Regions from separate parts of the Homo sapiens genome. Here all the other regions are linked to region 3. Evidence: chromatin loops called from intact Hi-C (ENCODE). Cell type or tissue: HepG2. All regions are shown on one strand. Region 1 holds the start of AKR1C2 (aldo-keto reductase family 1 member C2). Region 2 has its middle 37 kb from the start of AKR1C8. Region 3 holds the start of AKR1C3 (aldo-keto reductase family 1 member C3).

Region 1 (2,500 bases), 92 kb before region 3:
CTAATGTGCCTGAGAGTTAGTTCGGGCACAAGCAGCAACGTTCACAAAAATCAGCTTTTCCTCCTTTCTTGGATGAGCTCTGTATGTAGAATCATAAGCCCATCCCAGTCTGACTGGGTCTTTCCCATTTAGTAATAAAGGTTGGGCATAGCAGGAACTTCTGCAGTCCCAGAAAAATCACTGCTTGACCACTAGCTTGGAAGTGTCCCCAAAACAATTTCACTTTCAGTGATTTTTTGGAAAAATCAACAGGACGCAACTATAGTTACAGACATAATCTTAATTATTTTTAGTATGGTGAAATTAACACAAGGAAATAGCCACATGGAAGGAATTATGAAGGAATGCAGTGTAAGCTCCTGTGATTCCTCTCCCACCATGTTGCACAGAGCGCACTGACTTTATCCAGCATCATATTTTGTCAATGTATGTGAACTGTTGTCTACAAGAGATGCCCTCTACATACTCCATTGCTAAGATTTTGTCTGGGACTGGATACATTGACTCACTCTGCCTAGCAGACACAAATCTTCCAGTCTCCAAAAGCAAAGCAGGTGCACAGAAACCCCACAGTTTACACAAACAGTTACGTAGAGCCACCATTCTTATCAGTTAGGAAACAGGGAGAACTCCACTTTCTCAGATGCCAGCAGGTTTATATTGGAAATAGGCACATCTATGGATAGCAGTCTATTATGTTAGATCTTTTCTACCCAGGTTTTGGCCATTCTGTCTGCATAACAGAACCAAATACTAGGAGTAAAGATGTATACTCTAAGGATATTGATTTGTGTATGTAAGAAATAGGCTGCAGGGAGTAAGTGATTAGCAAAATGGGGTTCAGCTCCATAAATTCAAGGCAACTCTGTCAGGAAACATATGATTGCAGTAAAATTTACAATTATTGACTTATGTAACAAATTTGGATACAGATTTGACAGTATATCTTTTAAATGACAAAAACAGAAACAAAGCAAACTATCTTCCCACCTTGAAAGTATTTCAGAGGCTTTTTCCTGTGAAATTACAAGGAACTAGATACCGGGTCTCACAGCCCTCTCCTCATACCATCTTTGATCTTCTCTTCGCTGTGCAAGCAATCAAAGGCTTACCAAGGCCGGAGCTTCAGTGGTATCCTCATCTTTACTTCCTCTCCATGCCAATTTATATTACAAAATAAACCACTCCTGTCAATGGTCTTCAAAATGTCCCTTTGTAACTCCTTATGTCTTATAGATGAGAAATGTGAGACTCAAATTTTATATAACTAGTTCCTATTCACACACATTGTATTCCCAAGACAGTCTTGAGATACAAGTTTTCTTCCAGTGTAGAAATAGCATTTAGCTATTTCTAAATCTAGAAAATAAAATATATTCCATTAATTTTCTTGTCAGAGAAACAAGAAATTTTTCTGTTACAATATTTTGATACAAATCTGACCCATATTAACAAAGACAAAGAATTTAAACTTTCCTTGTTTGGTTCTAGTTTTTTTTTTTTTTTCTTAAAATGAGGATATTTTATTATTTCAGGTAATTTTCCCAGAGGTGAGAATAGTACATGGGAAATTCTCTTTAGGCCAGGTCTAGTATTACAGTGTGGTGCTCAAGGCCGCCCATCAGAACAGTGATACTCTCCCAACAGATTTCATCCACCCCGTCTCCACTAACTTTTGCCATAAAAATTCCTCTGAATTGTATCTTCTTGGAAGAAGTAAATATCTGTTCGACTATACAAAGAAACAGAGAAACCACTCCCATTGCAATCAATCTTCAAGAGAGGGAGCAGGCAAGCCGTGTTCTTTCTGCTGAGTTTTATAGACTCTGACAAGCTGTGAAATAAACATAAACAGAAGACAAAACAGTGCCACAAATAAGCAGTAGATGACCCTGTGACAAGACGGCATTGCAGAACAAAGACTGACGTTTAAAGGGGAGTCATGCAGAGTAACATAGGAACACAAGCCTGACAACCTGGTCAGCTTCCACTTACTCTAGCTCCTTTGAACTCTCAACACTAAAAATATTATTGTTACCTCTGCAGGCGCATAGGTGCCAAATCCCAGGACAGGCATGAAGTGACCATCATTCAGCTTCACACACTGGTATTTCGAATCCATTTCTGTCACTGGCCTGGTTAGCAAATGTTTCTTCCTCCCTCACAGGCTATAAGAGCAATGAGCTGGCAACGCCCCTGAGCACACTGTCTGCTGGTTAACCAATGGCATGTGAGAGGAGGGACAGAGGCAGTCTTACACAAGCTGTGATAAAAATTGCATCCAGTTCAACCGTTTCTTACCTAAGAAAATTCATAAGTAAATTATTATGTGGTCATGATACACTCATTAATTTCCTCTGAAGTATTTTTGCTATTCCAGATCTCTATATATGAGACATAAATTACTCAAAGAGATTTGTAGAACAAATTGTGACTTTACATAAGAATATAGAAACCTCTAGCGGCACAGCTCTTTTTTGTGTGTGCCATGATGATGAGT
Region 2 (2,500 bases), 53 kb after region 3:
GACCTAAGAGCTTCTAGATATCCCGAGAGAGAAGCTTATGTCTCGTAATATAGAAAGTGCTAATAGTTTACAATATGAACTGTTTTTGCAGATGCATAAACTATCCACATTACCATACTCCACAATTTGTGAAAGGCCAGGAAATTAGTGACTCTATATATGATACTTTTGAATAGTTATGGAAAACTATTCAAAATAACCCACTCTATGGGTTGTCTGTTTACTCTGCTGACTGTTCCTTTTGCCATGCAAAAGCTCTTTAGTTTAATTAGGTCCCAGCTACTTATCTTTGCTTTTATTGCATTTGCTTTTGGGTTCTTGGTCATGAAATCATTGCCTAAGCCAATGTCTAGAAGGGTTATCTTCTCAAATGGAAAGCTTTGTCACTAATGGTATGTCTGTGATTATCGGGTATTAAGATCACTCACTCAGGATGTACTGGTTCTAGGTGTGTAGAGAAATTAGATACTGTCTTAGTACATTTGTGTTGCTATAAAGGCATACCCGAAGGTGAGTAATTTATAAAGAAGTCTCTTTGGCTCATGGTTCTGCATACTGTACAAGAAGCATGGCACTGGTATCTGGTAGGCCTCTGGTGAGGGCCCCAGGCTGCTTCCATTCATGGCAAAAGGAGACGTGGAGTTAGCATGCGCTGACGTCAGATGGTGAGATAGGAAAGCAATAGAAGGCGAGTAAGGTGCCAGGCTCTTTTTAACAAGCAGCCATCAAGAAAAGAAATAATGCAAGAATTCACTCACTACTGCAGGCAGAGCACCAAGCCACTCATGATGGATCTGTCCCAATGACCATAACAATCCCACTAGGCCCCACTTCCTACATTGAGAACTCAGCATATGGTTTAGAGGGTCAAATATCGCAATTACAGCATTCTTCCCCTGGCCCAGCACCAACTTAAAATTCCAAAGTACAAAAGTTCATCTCAGACTCAAGGCAAGTTCCTGCTGGTTATGAGCCTGTGAAGTCAAAAACAAGTTATTTGCTTTTGAAGTACAACATCGTTATCAGTTGTGAGTAAACATTCCTTTTCCAGAAGGTAAAAAATTAACCAAAAAAAAAAATGGTGTGGGTAAAGTCAGGAGAAACAGGACCTGTGGAAGCCAGAATCCCAGCAAGGCAGACGTTCAACCTTATAGTTCCAAGATAATTTCTGGTGACTTTGTGTCCTGCATCCTGGGCACATTGATGCAAAGGGCCAGCTCTCAAGCATTTGGGCAGCCCTGTCTCCATGGCTTTGCTGGGCACAGCCCACATGGCTACTCTTACAGGTTGGAGTTCTATGCCTGTGAGACTTTTCCAGGCAGAAGTTTCAAGCTGCCAAAGGGTCTGTGATTCTGGGATCTGGACGGCTGTGGTCCTGCTCCCACATCTCCACTAGGTAGAAACACCATGGTGACTTCTGATCCCACATTTCTGCTTATCATTGCTCAAGTAGAGACTCTGGGTGGGGCCTCCACCCATGCATTAGGCTTCTGCCTGGCTCAGCGAAGCTGCCAAATCTCAACTACTCTTGTGCCACAGAGATATCAGGTTTGAAACTCCCCTCCTTTTTTTGTATTTTTCTACTCAGCATTTCCTCCAGTAGCCAGGTGTGAGGCCTCTGGCTTCACAAGACTCAAGGGACTAGGTGGCTGCTACGTGGGGGCTTCTGCCTGAAGATTGTATACAATCTGGCTGAATGAGAAACTGATCTCAGGAGGCCAGGAGAATGCTCAGTAGTATAGGAGATAGAGAGGAGGAGGAACATAGGAGATAGAGAGGAGGAGGGGAGAAGCAGGGAAGGAGGAAAGTAAAAATAAGAAGTGGGGAGGAGAGATGCAGGGCATCCTTGAGTCAGCAATAACACTCATGTGCCTCAAATAAATAATTGATCTTATTGTAAACCAAAAAGTAACCCAGGCAGATATCAATCTATTAGAGGTTTGTTTTGGCAAGGTTGAGGACACACCCAAGAAAGAAAAATGCAAGTCACAGTAAGATCTTTGACCTGAACTTTTTTCAAAGAGGATTTTGGGAACTGCAATATCTAAAGGGTAAAGAACAAATATTTGAGGATAAAAAAATGCAGGTCAGGTACAGAATGAGGCAAGTGATTACATTCTTGTGAGCCTCTTATTAGTGCTCACTGAATCTACTATCTTACACGTGAAAACAAAGCAGTAGGGAAAAAATTGTGCATTTGTCTTGCGCTCAATAAATCTACATTTTATATAGGATATAGTAAGCATGCAAAATTACAGATATCTGTTTGGAAATAAAAGGAAGGCAGCTTTTGGATGACTCCATTACCAAGCTTAACTTTCCTTCTGACATAGTGAGTATGGGGTCCAGAGAATATATTTTTCTTTCTTTCCTTTCTTAGTAAGGCTCATTCCTATGTCATACCAGGAAGTCTAATTTCTAGGAGGCTGTGAAGTCTTGCGTCCTGTGGAAGAAAGCAGGGACAGAAAGAAAGAAAAAATAGAAAAAAAGATGCCAAGGT
Region 3 (2,500 bases):
GCAAACTACATTCATCATGTTCTAATCTGCCCTCCAAAGGAAGGAACAAGTGAAAACTATCCCACATGAGAATTATTCATCCATTTATATGTAATTAATTTCCAGTTTTTCCTTACAAATAATGTTTAACAAGATGACAGATTATATAAAATGGTTATCAGTTTTTTGGCTAGTTACTTCTTGATAGTCTGTAATAAACCTGGTTGAAGAACAAATACTATTAAGGCACTGCTTGCATATATTAAATGATGTCCAAACTCCAAAAACTGTTAATAATTAACACTCCAATAAAAACTACACCAGAATTTCTTTTTATTTGCACCCTCATCAGGATTACAGCTTTATCAGGACTGCATCTTCTTCAGAAATGAATATTTCTCTTACAACGCAAAGAAAGAAAAATCAAAATAAATTTTCTGATTGAAAATGTAAAAAGGCAAATATTTTTACAGTTTTAACTTTAATTTTTTATTGAGGACCAACTATTTGAAAAATTCTCATTAGTCATTCCTTTAAATTATGTGTATGTGAGAGAAAGACGTAAGATGGTTAATTATTTCAAATGATGCAGTATAAAGAAGGGGCATTATCACGGCAGAAACGAAAAAAGATATTTGTAGCTGGAGGTTTTTATAGTCTAACATATGGTTGCTATTTGTTCTACAAATCCTTTTGAATAATTTAATATAGAGATTTAGAATAGAAAATAATACTTTAGATAGAAATTAATGAGTTTATTATAACCATATATTATAATAATTTACTTAGGAATTCTCTTTGATAAGAAACAAATGAACTGAATGCAATTTTCTCCACAGACCATATAAGACTGCCTATGTACCTCCTCCTACATGCCATTGGTTAACCATCAGTCAGTTTGCAGGGGTGGGGGGAGGGGTTTCCTGCCCATTGTTTTTGTAATCTCTGAGGAGAAGCAGCAGCAAACATTTGCTAGTCAGACAAGTGACAGGGAATGGATTCCAAACACCAGTGTGTAAAGCTAAATGATGGCCACTTCATGCCTGTATTGGGATTTGGCACCTATGCACCTCCAGAGGTAAGAATAATTCCTTTTAGTTTTCGGATTTCAAAAGAATAAACCTAGTAGAAGTGAAACCCGTATTGGGTTGTAAGGTTCGTGTTCCTACCTTACTCTGGATGACTCACTGGTCTAGGTTTCCTAGGCTAGGAGAAAAAAGTAGGCAATCCTTGTTCTGCATTGAGGTCCATTCCTATGGTCACGTACTGCTTATTTTTCGTTTGTGCACTGTTTCTTTCTTCTGTTCATGTCTAGTTCCCAGCTTGGCAGAATATGTAAAACTCAGTATTGAAGAACACTGTTGGTCATCTCCCTCTGGTGGAGATTAATTGCAATAGGAGTGATTTCTCTGTTTCTACAACTGAAGAAATCTTTCCATCTTCCAAGAACATACGATCCAGAGAAATACTTATAGCAAAAATTACTGGATATGGTGTGCACAAAACTGTCGGCAGAGTATCACTGTTCTGATGGGCGGCAGTGAGTGCCACCCAGTATTACCGGACCTGGACTAGAGTTTCCACTGTACTATTTCACTTTTAAAAAGAACTTCCTGAAAGAAAAAAATACCACCTCATTTTAAGTAAAATCTAGAACCTAACAAAGGAAAGTCTAAATTCTTAGTCCTTTTTTGTATGCATCATATTTGTATCAAAGTGGTAGGAGTGGTCTTCTGACACAAAAATGAACAAAATGGAGACCTCATTTTCTAGATAGAACTTGTATTCCAAGACTGTCCTCAGGCTACTAAGTGTGTGAATAGGAACTAATTATTGAAATTTGAGTCTCTCACTTTATCGATAAGTTGTGATGATCTACAAGGATACATTTTCTAGACCAGTGACAAAAGTGGTTTAATTTTTAATATAAATTGGCATGGGCAGGAAATGAAAATAACGACACAACTGAAGCTCCAGCCTTGGTAAACCTTTGAGTGTTGGCACACTTAAAGACTGCTCTCAAAAAAGATTTAAAAAAAAAAAAAAAGACTGTTCTCAGGAGATGGCGGGGAGACCGTTATCTAGTTCCTTGTAATTTCAACGAAACAAGAAAGCTTCTTTAAATACATGTAAAAATGAAAACAGTTTATTTATATTTTTGTCATTAAAAAATACCTTTCAAATCTTTATCCAAATTTGGTCAATAAGTCAGTAATTTTAAATTTCACTGGAATTCTGTCTTTCCTGAAAGAGATAGCCTTATTTTTTATGGCAGAACTGTACCTTAGTAAATTCTTAACAGATTTCAGTGAATTTTTAATGTACAAATCGATATCCTCAGAGTATACATCTTTACCCCTAGTGTTCAGTTCTGTTGTGTAGCCAGAATGACTATGCAGAAAAGACTTAATAGACTACTATTCACAGATGCTTTATTTCCCAAGTGAACCCTAGTTGGGTCGATGTAACTAGCATCCAGTCAAAATCTCAAGAACTGAGACACCAAAGAACATCTCTTGTA

Evidence for each region. Hi-C counts contacts between places; a loop is a spot of excess contacts. Peaks named below come from ENCODE experiments on the same cell type or tissue, not always from the same donor. Only the 100,000 strongest peaks of a DNase experiment are listed, where the experiment ranks them.
Region 1: a loop joins it to region 3, with 8 times the contacts of the local background. A loop is called at or near these places in 34 of 110 quality-filtered maps.
Region 2: it touches region 3 in a loop (6-fold over the local background); 3 of 110 quality-filtered maps call a loop at or near these places.

Annotation. Positions count from the first base shown.
Region 1 is chr10:5,001,714-5,004,213 of GRCh38, forward strand. AKR1C2 (aldo-keto reductase family 1 member C2) reads right to left here and starts at 2,144. Exons shown (of 9, transcript NM_001393392.1): 1 at 2,039-2,144. The coding sequence starts at 2,122. In HepG2, no CTCF peak of the experiment used is centred here; no DNase peak of the experiment used is centred here; H3K4me3 peaks cover 1,914 bases.
Region 2 is chr10:5,146,470-5,148,969 of GRCh38, forward strand. It overlaps a transcript of AKR1C8 not described here. Among named protein-coding and RNA genes, the nearest start is that of AKR1C8, 37 kb to the right of the region's middle. In HepG2, no CTCF peak of the experiment used is centred here; DNase peaks (open chromatin) are centred at 992, 1,402 and 2,002; H3K4me3 peaks cover 1,351 bases.
Region 3 is chr10:5,093,472-5,095,971 of GRCh38, forward strand. It overlaps AKR1C3 (aldo-keto reductase family 1 member C3), which reads left to right and starts at 943. Exons shown (of 9, transcript NM_003739.6): 1 at 943-1,057. The coding sequence starts at 974. It overlaps LOC124900291 (U8 small nucleolar RNA), which reads right to left and starts at 72; the gene lies at 1-72. RefSeq lists an enhancer at 786-1,080. In HepG2, a CTCF peak has its summit at 1,368 (motif pointing left); DNase peaks (open chromatin) are centred at 910 and 1,310; H3K4me3 peaks cover 2,121 bases.